Linked DNA regions of Mus musculus: all the other regions are linked to region 1. The links are chromatin loops, found by intact Hi-C in ENCODE. Cell type or tissue: heart. All regions are shown on one strand.

Region 1 (8,000 bases):
CTTTTCTTTTCTTTTCTTTTCTTTTCTTTCCTTTCCTTTTTCTTTTCCTCTTCTTTCTTTCTTTCTCTCTTTCTTTCTTTCTTTCTTTCTTTCTTTCTTTCTTTCTTTCTTTCTTTCTTTCTTTCTTTCTCAATAGTAAAGAAAGTTCTGATTTAAAACCTGCCACGATGAACTGTTTGCAAACTGTTCTGGGGGTTTGAGGTACACTGGCTATGAGGAATGGTCACCGCATCAGTCTTAAGAGTCCTCTTACTCACTTTTCTTTCTTCCTCAGATGTGTAATCCTCCTGCCTATCTCCAGTCTGGGATTATAGGCAGAAACCATCAAACTCCAGCCAAGTCTCATCCCTTTTGAAGCTACTTACACCCTACTTATTCCTTATGGTTTTTTTTTTCCTGATTCTGCCCACGGGGTTTCCTCCCTCATATATATATGAGGTACACACACACACACACACACACACACACACACACACACACACACCTCCCAGTGGTCTGGTCTGCGGAATCCCCTCCACAATGTAAGTTCTGCCTAGAGACAGTGGCATCAAATCTACAGGTACAGTCTCTTCTAATAGCTTACCAACCACAAACTTGGGTTTTTTCCAAAATAAACGCTGCAGGGGCAAAGCAGAGTGACTTCTTTCTCAACAAGCTGCTCTCACAGTTGTCCTTGACACAGTGGGTCGGCAGCCCCTGTGGACTCCATGAGACTCAGTTGCTATGTCTCCCCTGAATTTTGGGTATTTTAAGGTTTTCTTCAGTCTTGCAAGTGGGATTAATGAGAAAAAGCTCATTTTTGCATCCCTTCGGTTTTGTCCTTGGGCCTGCAAGATTGACCTTGAAAATGGCAGGGTGTCTTGGGAACCCATCTCTGTGTTGGGAAGGTCTTTGATAAGAAGCTAGCTCTTTGCGCGACCGGCCAGGTCGCTCCAGGGACAGGCTTTTCTGCAGCCACTGCAGAAGCCTCGCCATGTTTTCTGCTGTGTCATCACCATAAGAGCTGTGTGGAAAGCTGTTCAGGGGCTCGGTGGATGAAAATAAGGGCGGATTTTCAGCCAACAAGGATGGAAAGAATGGTCATGTCCAACACAGTGCTCTGCGACATCTTGACATGTGAGCTGGGTCTTCCCAAGTGCTCTGTCATTCCAAGAATTCTACAGTATAGGGTAGGGGTGCCCCCAGTGAGACAGAACAGTAAGCCAATGGGAATACCAGCCACAGACCTGGGCCAGGAGAGTCTTAGGTGGCTGGGTCACGTGCATAAATTGTTCCCCGGGGTCTAGACTGGCAGGAGCCACAACCGGTTCCCAGCTACAGCCCAGGGTGGGTTTGGCAATTGTCCGGATTGAGGTGGTTCAGGCCGCCCACAAGCACAGACCAGGAGTCAGGAACCGAGGCTGCCCGCTGGGCTGGCCTGCAGAAGAGGGACGGGCCGGAACTGCAACCGCAGTGGCAGAGAGTGCGAGGGGGCGGCAGGTGCATAAGCAGAGAGGCGGAGCAGAGCTGGGCAGAGTCACTAGCGTCCTGGAGTGACCTTCCCCCACCTGGCCATGGCCTAGGGGAGGTGGACCTGCAGTAAACCCCGACCAGTACGAAGGGGTAAGACCAGTACGAAGGAGTTGAGGTCTCCGAGGTTCCCAGAGAGCGATGCAGGTGCAGGCCACAGCATTGGCGAGCGGGGGCCGGGAGGACGAGGAGGATTGTCCAGGCACAGCTCGGGGCAGAGAGAGGGCCAGCAGAGCTGCGGGAGCAGTACTCACCCGCCCCCAGTCCCTCTCCGCACCCCTGCTGCGGTGCCAGCCCCTTTAGCTTTGCCGGCTCCTTTGTGCGGGGCCCCGCGCCCGCCCCTTCGGGGGCTCAGGCCCCGCCTTCTCGGCGCTGGCGATTGGCTTGCCGTGCCGCCGGTAGGCGGAGCTACGGATGGTGGAGGCGCGGTATATAGTAAAGGTAGGGCGTGCGCCCTCAGCCAATTTCTCGGCTCCTGGCCTGCGCGCCCGTGTGCCGAGCCCGCGCTCCACTCCGCTCGCCCTTCCCGGTGACTTTCCCTCCTTGTCCCTGGTCCATCTCGCCAGAGGTCACAGCAAGCAGAGTGGTGCAGCTACAGCTTGAAGCAGCAGCTGCGGGGTTCGCTGAGCCCCCCGGAAGGCGATCGGAGTGCGGGGAAAGCCCGAGAGCGGCCGCGCGCCCACCTCTAGGTGCGGGGCTCGGAGCCGCCCAGCCCGCGCGCGCCCTCCTCCCTCGTCCCTCCTCCCTCCGCCCCCGCCGCACCTCCCCCTCCTCCCGCTCTGCCTAGGCTGCTCCGCGGCGCGCCTCGCACTCGGAGAGCCGCAGCGGCAGCGGCGCGTCTCGCTTTCGGAGACAGAGCCGGGCCGCGGGGACACCGAGCAGCCGCCGCGAGGACGCCCAGGGCGCGCGCCGCACTCGCCCTCCCTCGGCCTCGGCCGCCACTGCTGAGCAGACACCATGGCCCGCGGAAAAGCCAAGGAGGAAGGCAGCTGGAAGAAATTCATCTGGAACTCGGAGAAGAAGGAGTTTTTGGGCAGGACCGGTGGTAGTTGGTGTAAGTACGCGCTCCGCGGCTCTGCCGTCGGCGCCTTGGCTTTTCTTAGGAGGCGCGTCTGTACGCGAGCACTGCGGACAGTTCGGCGCCCGCGGGGCTGACCAGGGTGTTAGGGAGTGGGTGGTAGGAGCTGCTAGGAGCGTGCGGCCCTGGGCTTGGCATCCAGTGACAAATGTGGGGGGTCCCCAGGATGCGCCTCGGGTGGGGAGCTGGAGCTAGGGTTTTGGGTATGGTAGGGATCTTCGTTTCCTAAGCCTTTCCTCCTGGGAAATTCGGTCAGGTTCCAGGAGCCTATGTATGTACCCTCCCTTTCCATCTCCCAAGACCTTAGAAAAACGAGATTTGGGGCCGTGAGCAGAACTCACGAGCGTACCTGTTCTAATGCAGACGATGCTGCGATAGATAGCATCATTCTTCCAGTCTAGAAATGTATCTAGAATGGATAGGAACGGGGAGAAGAAATGCATCCACACTGCAGTCCTCACACATTGCAGTCATCACAGCCCAGAAATGGCCCAGTGAGCTCCATTCATGGCTCGTTTTTTAAGCCTTGGCTAGACATGGTGTTTTTAAGCTCTTCATGATACAAACGAAGAAACAGGTTATATTAGAGCATTTCATGCAGCCTGTTGCTTCCTTGGCTGGACTCCCCCTCATACCCCATTGAAAATTACATACCGTGTTTGTTTTTTACCTCCTTACACTGGAAAGGTACTAGGTTTTTTTTTTTAAGGTCATTTTGAAGGGCATAGTTGTAGACAAATCCATGAGTCGTGACTGCGGAAGGGAGGGAGGGAACTCCCCTCTGCTGCATCACTGCCCCCCTCCTTCTCCAGTATCACCATCACCACCAGCTCCTCTACCTTCTCTCTCGCCTCCTTCCCCCTCCCACCCCTATAGCAGCAGCATTGCAGGAACTAAGGGAACCCTGAAAACTAACGATGCGATGCTGCGTTCCTGTGTGGGGAGGGTCTATGGAAATAGACTGGAGAATGAGTCAGGGAAAAGAGCGCTTGGCTGACATTTTGAAAAGGAAGAAGCTGGGATGTATGATTTTTTTTCCTCCTAAAGAAAAAAAAAATGCAGTTAGGGAGCCTCTCAAAAATAAAGGGTTAATAATGCATCATTCTTCAAGGTTATGAAGGTGACGCCTCATTCATTCCACGGTATTACCAGGGAGCATAGGCATCCCTGAGCCATGGGAAAATGGAGTCTTAAATGGATGGCTTTTTATTTCGCCTTATATTCCATTTTATTTGTGGAGACTGTCCTTCCATGGGAGTATGCCCGTAGCATACCCGTGTTTCTGTAACGTGGAAGGAGAGACCTGAAGAGATGTGAGGTTTGTAAAGGATGACCAGCCTGGGCTATTTCCTAGCAACTCTTTGTAACTCAGCTAGGAGGCCTAGGAGGTGCACTGCGGAATTGGCCCCTCCTCCCACGTTGGCTAGGGCTGCTTTCCCTGGTGGTCTGGCCCCTGCAGCAGCATCACAGGACCAAGGGGGTGGCACTGACGCCAGGGACCTTGTGAAATTTGCCCTCTAGTGTTTTTCCACTTCTTAAAACATCTTTCTTTTCCTCATTCCAATCTCACACTCCTTCTTTGAATAATATTTGCTTTAGAGGGTAAGGAAGGCAGTATGGAACAGCTTGTTCTTTAAAGCGACATTTAATGGGACAGCCCTTCTGTATCAGACAGGGAGAGAGAATGAGCCTGTGTGGTCTTGAGGGTCACATCCAGCAAGGTAGTGATACCCACGGACTTAGGAAGCAGCTGCCGCAACTCATCTTCCATTTTGTGGGTGCTGAGCTCGAAACCCAGTTTGTGTTTTGTGCAATCCTATCTGTGCCCCTTTCACAATGTAAGAAATGACAGAGAAGTTCCTATGTCATAGAGAGAGAGATGCCCCCTTTCCAGCTCTGGGCCCAACATGGATGCCCTTGGGACCAGGGCACGATGCCCTTGGCTCCGTTTTGCTTATAGGTAGATTTTTCACCAAGATGGACGGCAGGAGGCTCGAGCCTGTCACCTGCTGGAGAGATCACAACTTACAAAAATCACTTTGTGCTTTCTACCTTTTCATTAAGTTTATCCATGTGTTGGTAGGTTTTTATATTTGCCATTGGTTTTCCAGGTCACTTTTTAAAACCCTATTTTTGGCATCTTAAAGAATATATATATATATATTTATTTCGCCTTATATTCCATTTATATATATATATATATATATAGGCAAAATTCCTCGTGCTCCTTGTTCTTTAATTATAGAAGGAAAAGAAAATTTGTTTTAAAGAATACAAAATGCCTTCAAAGCCGATAACCCAGCCTCCAACATCATGTCACCCAGCTGGTTGGTGGCACTAACCTAGTCTTTGTATGTGTTTCTCCGTGCCACTGGTAGCCTTGGTCTTGGGGAGAACATTGCCCGAGCTCACTAGATATGCGTGCTGCGCTCTGTCTAACCAAATGACTTTACTGCAGTGACAGGTTTACCAAGTCCTGTGCGGCAGCAACACAATCCCTCACCCAGCTTTGGTATTCTGTGCTCAGAGTGGAAAGGGTGTATATGTTCTTGAGCTTAATCATTGCGCTTGTAAAATGACTAATTTTTCCATCAATTTGTCTTTTAAACAGTAGCCTCAGTCCTGTGCCTTCTTAGGAGTCCAGGATATGAGCAGAAGGGTTGTAGTTGTTGAGGCAAATGTGGCTGAGAGCACCCAGGGTGGCACTGGAAGGGCAACAGGACAGGACAGCAGCCGAGAAGCCAGGCTCTCCAGGGGCTCTCTCGCTCACCGACTGGGTTATACCAACTCTGTACCTCTTCGCCGGAAAAAATTTTCCAGATCCCTTGACGTCACAGGCTTGCCATTAGCCTACCGCTGCCTGGATACCAAACGCAGCACTTAACCCTTGCCCTGCCAGGAGGAAGGGACAGAATGGGGGCTGTGGTTCTAGAAGATGCAGCCTCCTCTCTTCTCATCTTTGCTTTCATCTTTATGTAGGGGAGACAAGGGATGAGGTTCAGCGTTTTGTGTGGGATTTTATGTGTGTTCTGGTTCGTTTCAATAGCTCCAGAACACTGCTGTCTTGAAGTATGGATTCCTGAGGGGAAAGTTGGTGTTTTTCCATGTATGGAGAAGGCTGTGTGGCTCATTTCCACAGCTTGTGTGCCCACTCCACTCCTGGCCCCCTACCAGCATGTACACATACGCCTTTTCAATAGTCCCTTCACCCTGTAGCGTTTTTTCAGAAACCCTTTAGGAGGAACCTGTGCGCCCCCCCCCCCCCCCCCCCCCCGCAATCATGTTTCTGATAACCTTACAGATCTATTGCTTCCACTTTTCCCTTCTAGATGTGTTGTTTGACTGGCTCAGGACAGCCAGGCAATGCCTAGTGCCTAGTACAGCCTGTTACTAGGCTGCTAATCAGGGAGCTAATCCTTGTATACCAGTAACTGATAGCCTTATTCCAGTCTACCGGCTTCACGGTGGTTCAGGGTGTTTTTTGCTTGCTTGCTTGCTTGCTTGCTTTTTTATTTTTAAAGTTTATTTGTAGCTATTTCAGCCTGCCTTCTGTTAACTTCTTCTTGTTTCTTCTTCTGTGAAGAAAAGAAAAATGTAGCTTACACAAGCAGTCCTTACTCTGCTGGTCAGATGATAAGGTAAAAATGGCGGCCATTTGTACCATAGGGTTTCCTTTGTATGTTTGATTGGTTCCAGTTGCCGCCCTGTGTCCTTGAAGAAAAAGATAGTGCTTTGTAGACAGTGACTTGTTAAAGAGAGCTCCACCTGTATTTCTTAGCCTTTAGCCCCACAGGATGTGGGGTACCAGCAAGCGAGCGATACCCCTGCCCCTGAGGGAACACACTTCCGAATGTCAGATGCATTGCATAAGCTTTCCAATGCAGCTGCTGGTTTGCTGCTGATTTTCTTTTCAGAAAAGGAAGTGACTTCCTGTTTGTTAGCCCTTCAGCCACCTTAAGCATTTCTCCACCTGTGCCTTCCAAAAAAGTGTGCCTCCCTCTTTTGATTACTGAGAGAAACAGGCTGAAGAGGAACAGGGAAGGAGGTCTTTGGGAAGCCCGGGATTTGATTCCGAGCCTGTGACTACATCACAGCCGTCTCTGTCTGTTCTCCCCACAGTTAAGATCCTTCTGTTCTACGTGATATTTTATGGCTGCCTGGCTGGCATCTTCATCGGGACCATCCAAGTAATGCTGCTAACCATCAGTGAACTGAAGCCCACATACCAGGACCGAGTGGCCCCGCCAGGTAAAACTCAGGGAGTGGCTTCTCCAGAGATAAAACGGTTCCACATCCAGCCAAGAAGACACCTTCAGAAAACCTTTGTAGTAGAGCTTCAAGCTAAGTATGGGGGAGGACTCAGGACCTCTGCTGCAGCCATGGCTGCTGCCCGCATGGCGGCTGAGCTCCAGATGGCTGGCCGCAGATGTCTGTCCTACACAGTTCTGGGGTGAGGGTGGTGTATGCAGCCCCACTGTGTGATGGAGCACATCAGGTCCCCTCCGGGCTTCATTCTCCTTGGCCTTAACACTCAAGTGCTTTGTCAGCTGGTTCATTCTAGGGCCGTTCTGGCTCTAACACATGTATTTTTTCACTTGTGATAAATCCTTCAAATAATCGTGCCCACAGAGAGGAACCATGAATTCAGGGGTCTATTTTCTCTCTTGCTGATTTGACCTTGAACACAAACACCCTCTAGGCTTATCTCAGTACGCCCCTGAGGGTTTTGTGGGCCCTCTTTCCAGTTTGGCTGTCTCTGTTCTCTCTAAAAACTTCATCAGGAAAAATAGATCTTCGTAGAAGAGGGAATCCACCATTTGCCTCCTCTGCATGGAGGACAGCTGGGAGAGGAGTGGGGTTCGTGTTGCATAACTTTCACTTCTCACCCTATAAATGACCTTGAGGTTGCAGCGGGTGGGGGTAGGGTAGCAGTGTGTCTTCTGTGGGCAAGACTTTGGCTGGCTTCGGTTTGGACACAGCCATCTGTAGGTGACAGTCTTGGGGGCCTCTGCAAGCCCTGAGCAGTCCCTGTTGCAGACATGTCTCGCACTTCTCCTTGGGTATAAGGAAGAAGAAACTGCAGAATGCACAAGTTGCAAACAGTATCTCACAGTACTAAGTCAACAGTCCTCGGGCACAAGGCAAAACCCAGGATATTTTCAGATACATTTAGGTGGGAAGTGAGAAAAGAGAACGTGTAAGTATATGCAGTGACTCGACCTGCTTCATGATGCCCGGATGCCTGCAGCTCTTCTGTACCAAAAGGTGGGTCTTAGGAAAGGTCGAACAAAGCGAGGTTCCAATGTGCTGAGAACTTCAGGATCTTCAGTGTTTTGCGTGGGATCCTGTGGTTATAAGGCTTGTCTTCCATGGCCTCTTCTGCCAGCACAAGTAGTCATAGTAATTTGTACAG
Region 2 (8,000 bases), 96 kb before region 1:
ACTTCACGAAGCACTGTGAACAAAACAAGAACAAACAGACACAACATACTTGTGTTAGTTAGAGTTTTACTGCTGTGAACAGACACCATGACCAAGGCAAGTCTTGTAAGGACAACATTTAATTGGGGCTAGCTTACAGGTTCAGAGGTTCAGTCCATTATCATCAAAGTGGGAGTGTGGCAGCTTGCAGGCAGGCATGATGAAGACAGGGTTGAGAGTTCTACACCTTCATCTGAAGGCTGCTATCAAAATGACTTCTAGGCAGTTAGGATGAGGGTCTTAAAGCCCATATCCACAGTGCCACACCTACTCCAACAGGGCCATACCTTCTAATAGTGCCACTCCCTGGGCTGAGCATATACAAACCATCACCATACTAGACTCTCTACTTGGATTTATTTCTTGCTTTTTCTCCTCTGGATGAACTCTTATCTGTATGCTCAAAGCACAACACACTTGGAAAGCTATTTCTAGCAATACCTGCAGAGTGCTTTGTTGAAATACCAGTTGAGGATGGTTGAACTTCTCATCATTGTAATTTATAAGCAATTACATTTTTGCTCTGTGCATTAATTACTTTTCTCACTGTTGTGTCAAACTACAAAGCAATTCAGGGAGGTGGGTTTATTTGGTGGTATGCAAAGATACAGTCCATTGTAACAGTGGGAGTGTGAGGTGCCTGGTCATACTGCAGTTAGTCAGAAAACACAGAGAAATGAATGGTGTGTTTAGCTTTTTTTTCTATCTTTGCTCTTTTTATTCAGTCTGGAAACCTGGCTCACAGGTTGGTGCCTAAGGGTCAGTGTGGGTCTTCCCTCCTCAATTACAATTCTCTAGAAGCATCCTCACAGACCACATTCCACAGCTATCTCCAAGGTGATTCAGAATCCAGTTGAGCTTAAAATGAAGGATAACTTCTACGGTCCATTTCTATAGGCATCAAAACATCTAACATTGACTGCCTTGGTCCGTTGCTTGCTAAAGCTAATTCTCTTCCTTTGATCCTAGTGATGTCCAGCCTCCACTTAACAGCCACAGACATGGCTCTGGTTTGCATGTGTTTGAGCCAGGCAGCTCCAGTCTGCTAACAGGACTCTGACTTCTTCTTTAACCTCTCTGTCTTCATGTTTTGTCTGTGAGAGCACACACAAGAACTGCAATGGCAAACAGGATTGCACTGGTGACCAAGTGGCCTGAACTTGGGGAGTGCCTTAAGAATGAGTGATTGGCACTTCCTAAAGATGCCCCCCACCCCTGACCCATGCCAGCTGCAGATTTCCATTCATTCTCCTGGCCCTCTAGTCCTCTCTCCTGTCTCTTCCCACACCAGATCTTGCCAGAGAAGTGGGATGGGGGAAATTCCCAGGAATCTATGGAGTGACTTAAGCTGAGCCTCAGAGCAGTGGGAATATAGGACCTGAAATAGCCACCTCCTGTAGCCAGGCAGGACGCCCAGTAGAGCAATAAGGACACCAACCCACCCACAAAACTTTCAAACCAAATTTTGTCCTGTCCAAAAGAAATGCAGGGACAAAGATGGAGCAGATACTGAAGGAATGGCCATCCCAACCGAACTTGAACTTGAGACCAATCCCATGGGTAAGCATCAATTCCTGACACTATTAATGATACTCTGTTATGCTTGCAGACAAGAGCCTAGCATAACTGTCCTCTGAGAGGATAGCCAATGGAAAGAGATGCAGAGACCCACAGTCAAACATTGGAGGGAACTAGGAGACACTTATGGGAGAGTTGGGGGAGGAACTGCAGACCCCAAAAGGAATAGGAACTTCACAGGAACCAACAGAGTTAACTAACCTGGACCCCTGAAAGCTCACAGAGACTGAACCACCAACCAAAGAGCATATACGTGCTGGAACTAGGTCCCATACATATATAGCACACACGCAGTTCAGCCTTCTTGCAGGTCCTGAACAACTGGAGCAGGGGCTATCCCAAAAGTTGTTGTCTGTTCATTCCCCTAACTGGGCTGCTTTGTCCTCAGTGGAAGAGGATGCACCTCGGCCTGGAGAAACTTGATGTGCTAGGGTGGGAGGATATGGAGGGAGAGGGAATCCACCCTCTCAGAGGGGAAGAGGAAGGAGCATGGGGGAGAGACTGTCTGAGAGGGGAAACAGGAGGGGGCAAATGGAGAAAGAAAGAAAAAGAATGAGTGAACAGAGAGTTTGCTGACGCTTGGTGTTGCTGTGTCCTCAGGCCACTTCCCTGTCCTGTGGCTTTATTCTCTCAGTCTGAAGAATGCCAAGACAGAAGACATTCCGTAAACAGCATATGAAGTCGTTAATAAACCAGCATGTGAAACCTGAGTCTATCCTCAAGGATCAGACATGCAGCTCATCCCTCTGCAGATGGGAAATGTGCACATACAGGCTTGTACACAGGAGCACACATGTATGCGCACATACACCCACGGGGTCCTTCTGACACTGAATTTGTTCCATGCCTGTCCAGAAGGGATAATGAGTGCTGTGTGTGTCAAAAGACCAGTTATAGAGACCAAGCCTCAAATTCACCAAACCTATCCCACCCAAAGATCTCACTCCCTTGTAAGGCTCTTAGAAGAGTCACCAACCTTCTGCTCAAATCACACAGCAGAGAAGCTCCCTCCTGCCAGGTCACACTTTGTGCTCTCACTGATAAGATGCTGGTAAATATCACACTCTATGTCTAGTCTCGTATCTGGCCATGTGTAAAGCACCCCTATCAGTTAGTGCCTCCTGGGACATCTTTTTATACCATTTTATACCTACCATATGTACCACTTAATCCCACTGTAGAGAGGGGGTGCTCACAGCTAGGGAACTCGATAAGTAATGGTTAGGGCCACTTCCTAGGGAAACGTGGTATATTTCTGGTATACCACAGTTGGCTCTTTCATAGGACAAGTTTTTAGAAACTAGAAGAAAGATCCCTTTTATCCCATACAGAACAAAGTTATTTGTGGTCAGGATTAGATTTATCAGTTATCAAAGTCTGTGGGGACACAGAGATACTGCTCTGTGGTAGAGCACTTGTATAATGTGCACAAGGTCCTGGGTTCAATATCTGGTACTGAAGAAAGGAAAAAAAGGGATGGAGGTGGCTGTTAATGGAGGGTGAGAAAGAGCTCCCAAATGCCAGTAAAGGAAGCACCATTATCAGCAGAGTGAAACCACAGGGAATGCTGGTTACAAATGAAAAAGATTCCTGTGCTCTCTACACCCAAATGCTCAGATCCAAAGCATCCAGAAATCAGTGTGATGAACGTGGATCCAAGGAGACCTTTCTTTCTCGACAGGTTTGTACACAGAAATGGAGGCGACTCCAGCCAACACAAATTCGTCAGCCTCCTCTGGGCTGAGATAGACAGCCAGTAATTTCCCCTGGGCCTCAGCAGCAAGCAGTACAGCAGTGGCAGCAGCAGGACCTATGTGTGCTTATCTGAAGGCTGTATGACATCCCGTTTGATTGTTTTTACAGCATTGCTCCCAGGGGCCGGAAGGCTATGCCCAATTTTCTTTGATCTGACACTTAAGAGATTTCCCACTGCTGCCTTTAGAAGTGCTGAGTCAAAGCTGCACAGAAACCAGGTAAACATGTCTAATGCAGAACTGCTTTCTACACTGAGTGTGAGGGGCATCCAGAGTTCAAGGACGTTTTGAAGGTCATAGCTTTAAAAAGACTCTGACTCAAACTCCTCTGTCCCTCCAACTTATCCTGGGTGGAGACTTTCCAGCAGCCTCCCTTCTTCATTCCCAGGTGTCAAAATGAAGTTGACTACAGGGAAGGATAGGTGTTGGAAAATGCTGTATTTATGGTCCCAGCTGGAGGAAAAGGTAGAATGTGTACACCTTCCTTGCTGGGCCTTCCTTGCTGGGCCTTGCCCAGCGTGTGTCCATTAGGAGCCCAGAGGCATTAAAATGCTTGTGTGGCACAGATGCAGGGCGTGTAGTGGGTAACAGGAGTGGGGTGTGAGGGCGAGTGCCAATAACTGCATCTTAAAATGGGCTCATGCTTATGATGTAACATTTTAGCAAACACTACAAGGAGACGAGTTTGAATCTTGAAGGACCCAGGTAAATGAAGAGAAGAACAATAGATGTGGAGTTTCTAAGAGGCAAACTAGGAAAACAAAAGTCCCAGGGGCTAGAATAGAATGAGCTAAGGACAGTAGGGACAATGGACAGTGACATCTGACGTGCAGTGGAGTGACCAAAATACATGATGTGGAGAACCTCAAAGGACAGTCTAAGGATGCCAACGGAGTCATTTGAACACAAATTATTTTATGCTTTAACTAGGCCAATATGACAGTTGCACTGAGACTAGACAGCAGATGCCAGAGGAAAAGGCAAGGGAGCCCTCTGGAGAGCATCAAAACTATCCTTGTGAGACAGGATGGTGATGGCACCAGGGTGATGTCAAGGCAATGACCAGAGAATGATGGAACTTGCCTCAAAACAAGCAGATGAAAGCATGACAAACTATGAGGAAACTGAGCCCTGAGTCTGGGTGAAGGGCACGCAGGTCCTTCTTATCTTCTCTCTCCCTTTGAATGGTACAAGAAAGTTTTTAAACAAGCACACACAAAGATGAACAACCCGAGTAAATCACTGAAACAGGAAAGATGGATTGTGATGGGGAGCGGGGGCAGGAGTGGGGGTCATGCTTAGAGGCATAGCAGGAAAGGAAGAAATGAAGGAGGGAGGGCCTCATTCAATGACCTCAAAATTCTCACAAAACTGAACTCCCTACCTAGGGCCCACGCAGTGGAATAAGCAGGAAGTTGGGTTGGGCTTTGAAGAAGAAAAGTTTATCATGAAACCATTGCACATGACACCAGAGAAGACGGACAGCGGGGATAGCAGGCTGCAGGTTCATGTGGCGTCTCAGAGCAGCAATGTGTTCTGAGACCTCACCACAGTTCTGCCATGCCATTACTAGGCACTTCAATGTTTCAGAGTGTATTATGCCAGGAAGGCCAAACACCCTTCGGATGGAGGCTAACTTCTCTTTGTTCCTTGGTTTTTCCAGGGTCAAGGAGATTCTTTCTTCCCACAGTTCTCTGCAGCCAGCTCCCAGAACTCTGGGTTGGGGGTGGAGGGGAGTGCAGGGGAATAGAACCCACACATGTAAACCAGAACTGCTCTCTACACTGAGTGTGAGGGGCATCCAGAGTTCAAGGACGTTTTGAAGGTCACAGCTTTAAAAAGACTCTGACTCAAACTCCTCTGTCCCTCCAACCTATCCTGGGTGGAGACTTTCCAGCAGCCTCCCTTCTTCATTCCCAGGTGTCAAAATGAAGTTGACTACAGGGAAGGATAGGTGTTGGAAAATGCTGTCTTTATGGTCCCAGCTGGAGGAAAAGGTAGAATGTGTACACCTTCCTTCCTTAGTCAGAAAAACATTTGCTCTGCAGTGGCCTTCAGGATTCGGAGAAATTATTAAGTCAGTCCCAGTGGGAAAGAGAAGGATACCTAGGCCAGCTGTTTCCATCCAGGGAGAAGGGCAAAAGCCTAGGGCTAGCACTAGCGCTTTTGTGTCTGGCACAGCCGTTCAGAGACACTGCCACCTCCTTCTGTTCATGGGCTATGAGGCCTGGTGCATCATGGAAAGTTACTGTGCCTGTGGAAAATTTCCAGGAATGCAAACTGTAAGAGTTCTATCTAAGCTGGGCTGCAGGGCACTTGTCTGGCAATCTGAAAAAAAAAGGAAAAGCTTGAAAATTAAATGACAAATGTCAGCTGGAGTCCCTTAGGAATAATTCAACATACCTTGATGAAATTTCTTAAACCTTAGTCATTAGAGAAACTTTCACTCTGCAGTGGCCGTCAGGATTCGAAGAAATTAATATGGGGGTGAGGATATGGTTAAAATGATAGCACTTCTTTAAAAGGCTTAGCAGTGAGTCTAGCACATACCCACTTCTAGAAAATACTGGTCCTCTTAGTTGGTGTTCACTGATTGGAAGGGGAGATGAGTAGACTTCTAAGGGGCCAAGTAACACACTGTCCCTTCGCTGAGGTTCTGGCTGAAGAGGCACATTCAATTTGGGGAAAATGCTCAATCTATATCCATAGGATCTCTATAGTTTTACTTATGCTGTTTGAATGAAAAGTTATTAAATGTTTATGGGCTAGAAAGAGAGCTCTTCAGTTATGGGGACTTGCTGCACAATGATGGCAGCCAGAGTTCAGAGCCCAAGCACTTTCTCTGAAGGGAATGGAAACAAGAGAATCACTAGGGCTCACTGGCTTCCAGTCTAGAATACACACACACATATACACAAACCTTATACATATATGTATATACACACTGTATACATACATATGCACACATACACTATATATAAATATATATATATACACACACATTCACACACATACACACACACCATATACACATATACACAATACACACATACTCATACACATACACCATATACACACATATACATATAAACACACAAATATACACATACACACTGTATATATATGCACACACTCACACATGCACACATATGCACACTATATATGTACACACACTATATACATACATACACACATACATATACACATACACACACCATATACACATATACACAATATACACTAATACACATACATCATATATACACATAAACACACACATGCACACATATATCCACATACACACATGCACATACACTCACACATGCACACACACACACACACACACACACACACATATCACAGGAGCAGGGAGAGACCTTGCATCAGAGGAACAAGCAGAGAGTAACAGAAGAGAATGACAATCCATGCTTGCACACAGGCACCTGTACCCTCCTCATACATGTGTTCATATGTTCACACACAGAAACACATACACAAATAAATAAATAAATAATTTTAAGTAATTAAAATAAAAAACATACTGCCTGCCTATCACAAGTGAGTGGTTGGTTTATTAAGTCAGGACCATCTCTACTTGAGTTAATTAAAATATTTAAAATTTCTAAATTTTAATATTTCACAAATACTTCTAGTTTGACATTCCCTTTTAAATTAGGGAAAATTCCTCAAACTTATATATGGGTGTGTATACACTTGTATATATTATATATGTGTATGCATACATATGTGTATATATACATATATAATGTATGTGTGTTAATATTTTGAATGGATGGCTTTACCTTTTTCATTTTCTTTCCTTCAACCTTTGTCAATATCATTTAGAAACTTCTTTAGCAAGTAATAATAAATGAAAGCAAGAAACTAAAGAATACATGTATATACACACATATGTGTGTATATTACAATCATTCTTCCTTTGTAACACATTATAATTTTAACCACTTACTTATTTGAGATTATGTGTCTCTTACTCTCTGCTTCTCCTGCTAGATATGTGCCATGAGAGACACACCAGGCTCTCTCATTCCTTATATTTCTATAACCAACAGGGTGCCTAGTTCATAGGCAAACACTCAATAGTTGTTGAATGAATGAATGAAAACGTTGAATTGATGAATAAATGAGAAATCTTGTGTTTGGTTTAGCTGAGCAAATTCTTTGAACAAGCCCTGGATAAGACATGAGCCCATGTCCCTATAAAGAACCCATGATAATGTAAAGAAACAGAAGGGCCTTTCAAGGAGTCTCTCAAGTTGTTTATTGGGTAAATTGTTCAAATAAATGCCAGAGATCTTTGTCCTTATTTTTATTACACAAAATTTTTCATCTTAGAAGTGCTTTAAAAACAGGTCCCCTTCATTTTAAGTTTATTAATGAATCTTCCTGTTTGTACCTGAGAAGCCTTTATGATAAAGTCATAAAGGGCCCAAGGGAGAAATAAATGAAACACATAAGTTCAACCCGAGTTATTAATAGTAATAAAAAACAAGAAATCACACACGCCAAGGACAGAGAAACTACACCGGTAAGCATAAAACAGAAAACAAAGATGGGGGTGGGAGTGTTTCAAGACATGTAGACACATCGACAAGAGATAACAGAACT
Region 3 (8,000 bases), 90 kb after region 1:
TCAGCAGCAGCCAGGCAGGGACATGAGGGAAAATGGCCTTTGTAGCCACTTCTCACGTGTACACTGAGACCGCTACATGGACCCGGCGGTTCTCCTCTCACACATGTTGTATGTACTAGTCACATACCCCCTCAGACAATACTCATAGTAGTCCCATGGACTGAATGTTCTATGTTGAGACCCTAAGCTAAAGGGATGTATTAGCAAATGGAGGCGCATACATTGTTAATTTTTGGCTATAATCAAGTAGAGGATTAGAAGACATACCCTGTGAGAGTGATTAGGTCATCAAGACAAAGATACACATAGAATCTTTATAAAAGAAACTATAAGAGATGGGAAAATAGTAAAAAATCTCTACAAAAATATTTATATTTTATTCATTTAGGATTTGTTAAGGAACATTTAATCTTGATACAGCCAAGAGTATTTAAACTAACAAAATGGATATGTAGATAATATGCTAAATACTAATATTAATTTAAACCACATTAGAGACATTTTATTGCCTTTAAAATTTATATCTAGTAAAATAAAAGACATGATAACTAAAAAATAATAGTGTGTTTTTAAAAACACATAAACCAAAGGTGCAGATTATGAGCACTTAAGATTTACTTGCAATAAAGCACAAAAGAAATCACAAGAATTGCTATATTCAACAGAAGAAATTTAATGCTAATCCAAGCAAACATACATAACAAATAACCCTGTGTATAAAACTGTGTGGAAATATTTGTCTTCTCTATAGAGAAATTATGAAGCAATTCTACGTCAATGGGAACTTTCACTGGGAAATGTTTCAGAAGTCCACAGATTGGTGTGGTTCTATCTCGGCCAGCTGCCCTTACCACTCAACAGATAGCTAAAAAGTCAACTGAAAAAAAATTGTTTTGGCTCTCAGTTTGGCATGTTTCATTCCATGATATGTTGCTTTTAGGTCTGTGATTAGACTACCTAGCACAGCAGACATGCCAGGCAGAGCAAAGCATTCACTACATGGTCAGGAAGCAAGAGAAAAGAAGGGCTCTGTCCTCTTGTCCACCTCAGGGACACACCCTTGATGATCTAAAACCCCTTACCAGGTCTCACCTTCCAAGGTCACCATGAAGTATGTCATTAACATATGAGTAGTGAGAGAACACTTAGGATCTAAAATACAGCTGGCTTGTTCTGGTTTATGCTACTATTCCAAAAATAATTTAAAAATTTAGTATAATTGCATTAATTTAGTAACATACAATAGTTTAGGTTCAGTTTAACTATTAAATTAAGAACTAAGAAAGGCACTTAGGGCCTCATATTGATCCATTACCCAACCATAAAATTCAACTTAGTTGTTAAGCAAGTAGGTTTACAAAACAGACCTGATTTAACCAATATCATTAGTGACCCTCCACTTACAGCACATATCTAGATCTAAAATGAGCATTTCCCTTACCAACTGTCTAATAAGGATTACTCAGAACTCACTGCAAGGCAATGGAAGGAGGAACCAATAAGAGCTTTACAGATCTACCCAGAATGTAGTGCCCACTCATTAAAACCGATCCAACTGTAACTGTGGGCGTAGAAAACAGTAAGGGTAGACTCCATACCAACAAAGCATGGACAGAACAGGCAGACAGCAGCTAGGACTCCCAGGGAAGAGCAATCAAACACGAATCCTTACCGTGAAGACAGAATAGGTTTAACATAGCAAAGGACATAAGGAATAGCTAGCCTAGCCTGGTTGCAATAAGATAACAGGCTTAAGACTGAAAAGATTAAGAAGAATAGAAAACAATGTACGAGACCAGGGAAAACCAGAAACCTACAAAGCAGGCTCTGCACCACAGGGACCCCCAGCTCCCTGCAGGGGAGGTTCCTCCTCATCTGAGAGGTGAACTCCTTTGGGACTGGAAGAAGAGCAACTCCCAGTTAAAGATGGCGTGCAATCACAAGGATGCTACATATGTGAAAAAAACACCGGTAGAAATTTGTTTCTTTTAGAGCCAAACACCACAAAAAGACTGAAAAGCTAACTCTAAGCCATGTAAACATTTGTCCATATATGGACAAAATAAATATTTTCCCTGATCTAAAATTAGTTCTGTTGTTTGTCACCTTTTCAAGAAACACATTTTAGAAGCTTCTCAAGGCTATCTGGCTTTGCTTATACTTTTTAAAGGACTACACAGTTTTGTCTATTTTAGCTACCCAAAGTCACAGCTAAGGAGACCTGCAAATCTAGACACAATATTTCAAGAACATTGCTTCTTCTGCTGGTTCGAATGGCTCTGGCATAGCTTCAGGAAGACTACATTGCCACGTATACAACAGGCTTCAAAATAGACACATCCTTGGCTATAAATCAAATAATTCTTGCCCTCGCCTGTGCAGTGTGTTCTAAAATTAAATTCTTGCCCTCTCCTGTGCAGTGTGTATTATGTTCACTGGTACAGACCACTTTCCCCCTAGTCCCCAGCATGCTGATAATGAGACAGCTTTGATGCTGAGGCTCCTCAAAGTATGGTGCCAGCTTTCAGTAGTGTGAGCGTGACCTGGAAACTTAACAGAAAAGCAAGGTCTTATGGGATAGATTGGTGCAGGCCTGTGACCTCAGATTCTTGAGAGTCACAAAAAAGAACCACAAAAAAGTCACAGCCTTTCTATGTCCACAACTCAACCTACCCAACCAAGGGAAATCATAAATGTGCAATTAGTTTTGTCTTAATTTCTCCTACTCTTTATTCTTTAATTTGAAAATGATGAAACACATAAAATGAAAATAAAGTTGTATATCATGAAAGTAAATTTTCCCCTACTTTAGAATTTCAGTTCTTAATAAAGGCATTCATTGCTGTGTTCATTTCTCCCATGTTCTTCTAAAATGTTCAACCCATTCACAAGCATACTTGTGTGTGTGTGCACCATACATTTTATGCTTTACTTAATTTCCATATATGAGTTGTTAATAAAAATAAACCTATGGTACAGGGTATGGCATCCATGTGAAGTTTAATAAATAGTTTTGGAGCTAACTACCAGCGACATCCCAAGCCGGAGCTCTTGTTACAGGTCTCCAACAGTTAGCCTCCCCCCTTCGGAGGTGACTGCTTGGCTGTGGAAGGCTCACTCCTGTATGCTTTACCACCTACTCATTGTTATTTTTTATTGATACATAAGGTAAATGAAGACGGGAAAGAACAAGAAGAAAAGACAAGCTAAAGAAAAGGAATGGAGAAGAATGTAAAGAAGGCAAGAGCAAAAGGCAAGAGACTGGAGCAGAGGAAAACAAAAAGATTTCATGGGAAAATGCATAACTAACAGATAAGTATAAGAAGGGAATAAACCAAAAACATATACAAGCCTTTTTAAAAATTGGAAAGAGCCGGGCAGTGGTGGCACACGCCTTTAATCCCAGCACTTGTGAGGCAGAGGCAGGCAGATTTCTGAGTTCGAAGCTAGCCTGGTCTACAGAGTGAGTTCCAGAACAGCCAGGACTACACAGAGAAACCCTGACTCAAAAAAACAAAAACAATAACAAAATCGGAAAGATACAGTCAAAAAACTACTAAAGGTAGATAAGGAGACAAAAAAAAAAAAAAAAGGCTGATAGAAGATTGCTCAATAAAGAAAAAACAAAATTAGACAAGGGCATGGAGATTATGGAGATGACTAAAAAAGATGGATAGAAGACGGTATAAAATATAGTAAATATTAAAATAGTAAAATTAAGTAAAATGTTCCTAAAAGTACAACGGAAAGACCAGAAAGGAGTGCACAGTGTCTTCCTGTGCTTTCTGCTGCTCTGTGCTGAACTGTGCTGGTGACTGTCTGACATCCCCAAAGGCCTTCACTTTGCTAGTTGCTTAGCAGCGGCCTCTGCTGGTCACAGTTAGCTTTTCAGTCCCAGGGTTGGACTGACTGCCCCACCCTTCTGAGTCTACCAATTTGTAGCCCCTGAGGTGACTGTGAGGCAGGGGGTTGCTCCCAAGTATCATAATGTGAGGAATGCAGCCACAGGACTGAGGGCTGCACAAACTCCTGGGCATTAATCATCGTGGAGGACTGTGATGCAGATAACAAGCACACACACACCCCCACTCACACCCGGAGGTTCCCCGAGTTCTTCACCTCTCCATCAGTGAAGCCTACAATAGGCACTTGGCTCCAGAGACTGGTCTAGCCACAGACCTCAGGCTCAGAGTCATTCTCAGTGAATGAAGTCAGCTCCCGGTGCTAGAGGCGAGACTTTCGTTATACATGGCATTGTTTGGATGAGCAGCTTGAGATCTGCATTTCTGGGGCTTGTCAGCAAATCGTAGAATTAGATTGACACTTCTGAAAGCTATAGCTTGTCTTGAGGGCAAGACTCCAGGTAGTGTTCATCAGAGCTTCTTAGTCACACCACTGGTTTCTAACTAGAGCACTCAAAGACAAAGTCCAATGCACGTGTGCTCAGCAAGCCTGTGACTGCAGCGTGCCTTAGGAAGGTAAGTGCTAAAGAAAGTCACAGTCAAGTCCAAAAGTCAATATGGGAGGAACTACACAAACCTCTGAATATCAATGTGGTAGTTTCAAGGAAAATGGCCCCCACAGACTCATAGGGAGGGGCATTATTGGAGGTGTGACCTTGTTGGAGGAAGTGTATCACTGGGAGGTGGGCTTTGAGGTTTCAAAAGCTGAAGCCAGCCTAGTGGCTCACTGTCTCTTCCTGCTGCACTGCAGATCTAGATGTAGAACTCTTGACTACCTCTCTGTCACCATGTCTATATCTGTGCCACCATGTTTCCCCGCCATGATGATAAAAGACTAAACCTCTGTACCGCAAGCCAGCTCCAATGAAAAGTTTTCATTTGTAAGAGTTGCCATGGTCATGGTGTCTCTTCACAGCAATAAAACCCTAAGACAATCAAGAAACAATTCACTAGGGGCCACAAGTGCATCAACTGAGAGAGTGGTTCTGGTACCTTGACTGGGCAGAGTGAAACTTTTATCCTGCTCTCCTGCTCTTTTGTGGTCCCTCACAAAGAGCAGGAGAGCAGGAGAGCTGACCTTAACCCTGCTGGCGGCAGCATTGGGTGGGCTAGCTGGGGCAGTGCTGGAGAGCTTGCTCAGCTCTCTAATATACTTCTAGGCCCAGATCCAGGGGTCTGAGTTGGCCCACCCTAAATTCTACACCATCTGTGAACTGTTGGAGAGCACGAGAGGGCCAGTCCTGCAATTCCAAAGCAGAAGACTTGCCATGACATAGGAGGGCAACAACAGGATAACTGGGACGAGTCCCGGATCCAGTACCAATGGTGTGGCAGAAGCCAGAGGCCTCGGACCAGACCAATGACTCATTGCAGCGAACATTTCCAAGTGAAGATGTGTGGACAGAGGGAAATACTGTGGGACATGCTACAGCTTTGATGATGAGATGTTTTCTACACTTTAATTTTGTCGTCATTGTTGTTTTGTTTCTATTATCTTTTAGGGGTGGGGCTTGCAAGGGTGAAGAGTGAATAAGAAGGGGCAGAGAGATAAGATTCACACACACACACACACACACACAAATCAATTAAAACAAACAAACCAAGCAAACATAGAAGAAGAATCCTGGAGCTGGAGGTAGGACGATGACGCCACTACTGATAGACAGTGCTCTTCCAACTTTGATGAGCCCTACAAGCACTTGAGCTTGTGGACTATGCCTGTTCACAGGCCTTAACCTTGGACTTCTCAGCCAGGTTAGTATCTTCTGAGCTTGTTCAGTAGCTCTAGAGTAGGGCTGAGACATGCATTGGAGGTGTCTGAGCTGTCTCTGTGAACACTCGGTTTGAAAAAAAACTAAACTGAAAACTTCACAGTGGGCAATACCGCCATTTCCCCTGGGAATTTGTCCTACTCAGTATTTTGACTGCAAGTGCATACATCTGTGTACCACATGCATACCTGGTGCCTGTGAAGGGCAGAAGAGGTCACTGGATCCCTTAGAACTAGAGTTGCAGACAGTTGTGAGCCACCATGTGGATGCTGGGAATCAAACCCAGGGCCTCTGTAAAGACAAGTGCCCCTAACCACTAAGCCATCTCCTTAGCCCTTTCATCTCATTTTTTGAGACAGGGTCTCTTATTGAATCTGGAAACTCAAATTGGCTAAGACTAGCCAGCAAACTTGGGGAATTCCTGTCTTTGTCTGTCCCTTACCCCAACACTGGGGTTAGAGATGAACGCTCTGCCATTCTGAATTTTGGTTGTTGTTTTGTATTTTAATGTGGGTGCTGGGGGTCCCAGCTCAGGTCCTCAGAAACAGAAAGACTTTGCTGACTGAGCTGGATCCCCAGGACACTCAATTATTTTTGTTCTGGTAAACATTTGTAAAAGAAACTCCAGTAAGTCCCTTCTCTCACATTTTACTGTGTTTTAAGATTCAAGGGTCACCACTCAGACACTGAGAAGCCATCTGACATATGTGCTTGACTAGTCAGTTGTTCAGCATTTCAGTTCTAGGTATACGAAGAACCTTCTAGAAGAGGATTAACGCCAATGGTTACATAGGTCTCCAACAAAAGAGTCCCATCTCCCTCGCTAGCTTCCCAGGCTAGTCTGTTAATGGGCTGATCATCTAGTAGAGGGAATATCTTCAACCATTTTAGAGCTGATGACACCTAAGGTGCACATGACACAAGACTGAAGGAAAATTGACCTCAAAGACCTTGCAGCAGACATGTTTATCTGGGCACTGCCTGGTTTCCGATCTTCTCCTAGCCCTGAGCACCAGTGCCTGTGTAGCCGCACAATGAGGAACACAGACCTCCCTCCTTCCCACATGGTGCTCTGTTCTGCAGCCTACTTCCTCCCTTCCCTCTCCCAGCGAGGAGCTGGGGCAGGCCCTAGGGAGGTGGGATCCAGGGACCTGCCACATATGACATTTTATTATTTAGTTTATTAAGAAATGATTGTAAAATGGGAAAATAAGAAAGCACTGTCTGCTATCAGAAGACGAAGGAATGGTACATGCCCTGTGGAAGATGAAAGTGCGTAAATTCTGATGTGTAGTTACAACAGGTTCTTATGAGAAAGGAGCAGAACATGTAAAGAACAGGCTTACTGACTGACAAGCCTCCTCATTGACAGACGACATGGGAAACGATGGGAGGCCTTAATGTTTATACAAAATGCTAAAGGATAGTAGTCACCGGAAGTAACTCTGTGTGAGCCGAGAGCCAGCTCTGCATCCTGCTAGCCTGTACATCTGCACATCTTTCATACTCCAAAAAACAAAACAAAACAAAACAAACAAACAAACAAACCCTATGGATCAAAGCCCTTAATGCCTCTTATAAATTCTTCATTTCTAAGCCACTGCCAAGTCTACATCTCTGTCTTGATACTTAGCACACATAGGTGGCCTCTGTGTGTGAATAGGGAGCGAGGTTTTTACTCCAGTTACTTCACCAGAGCTCTCTCTATGGTCCCTGTGGCAGCATGGCTTGTTCGTGGCAAGGAAGGCTGGCAGCAACCTGAGCAAACTGGGACAAAGTGGGTCAGATGACTCTGGTAGACCTGAAATCAGTCCTGGAGGTTTTGGTATAGACTGATGCCATTCCCTCTCACTACCTTAGCATTCTTTAGAGTGCTCTGAACTAGAGGAATTCTAAGTGGAATCTTATTTAAGCATTAGACTCAGTCAGAAGATTTACATTTTAGATCAAATAAAACTATTAAGCAAGATGGTGGACTAAATGCTGACCCGCTGAAGAAGTGCCACATACCTTAAAAGGGAGAAAGAACCTCAGAAATCCATGAAAGGGTGATAGGACAGCTCAGAGACACAGAAAAACTGAGCAGTGAAGCATCATGATGAATGAAGCCACACCAGCTGCACAGTGCACCCCAATCCCGTGTGGGGGTCGAGAGCAGAAGCCTCATCCTGAGCTTCAGTCAGGGAGGGACCATGTGGAGAGCCTGGAGGGTGACAGACAGCTGTACATGGCCAGCTCTGCATCACTCCCAGAGGGCTGAATGGAG

The links. Hi-C counts contacts between places; a loop is a spot of excess contacts. Peaks named below come from ENCODE experiments on the same cell type or tissue, not always from the same donor. Only the 100,000 strongest peaks of a DNase experiment are listed, where the experiment ranks them.
Region 2: it touches region 1 in a loop (1.9-fold over the local background); 7 of 42 quality-filtered maps call a loop at or near these places.
Region 3: a loop joins it to region 1, with 2.9 times the contacts of the local background. A loop is called at or near these places in 8 of 42 quality-filtered maps.

The regions. Positions count from the first base shown.
Region 1 is chr1:164,452,324-164,460,323 of GRCm38, reverse strand. Atp1b1 (ATPase, Na+/K+ transporting, beta 1 polypeptide) reads left to right here and starts at 1,969. Exons shown (of 6, transcript NM_009721.6): 1 at 1,969-2,563; 2 at 6,707-6,835. The coding sequence starts at 2,467. It overlaps Gm32391 (predicted gene, 32391), which reads right to left and starts at 1,801. Exons shown (of 4, transcript NR_168343.1): 1 at 584-1,801. In heart, CTCF peaks have their summits at 1,906 and 4,594; DNase peaks (open chromatin) are centred at 1,513, 1,883, 2,303 and 5,403; H3K4me3 peaks cover 6,592 bases; H3K27ac peaks cover 6,551 bases.
Region 2 is chr1:164,548,388-164,556,387 of GRCm38, reverse strand. No RefSeq gene overlaps it. Among named protein-coding and RNA genes, the nearest start is that of Gm26685, 49 kb to the right of the region's middle. In heart, no CTCF peak of the experiment used is centred here; no DNase peak of the experiment used is centred here; H3K27ac peaks cover 3,424 bases.
Region 3 is chr1:164,362,781-164,370,780 of GRCm38, reverse strand. The region is part of intron 9 of Nme7 (NME/NM23 family member 7); the gene reads right to left. Among named protein-coding and RNA genes, the nearest start is that of Gm39690, 52 kb to the left of the region's middle. In heart, a CTCF peak has its summit at 3,869 (motif pointing left); a DNase peak (open chromatin) is centred at 3,890; H3K27ac peaks cover 154 bases.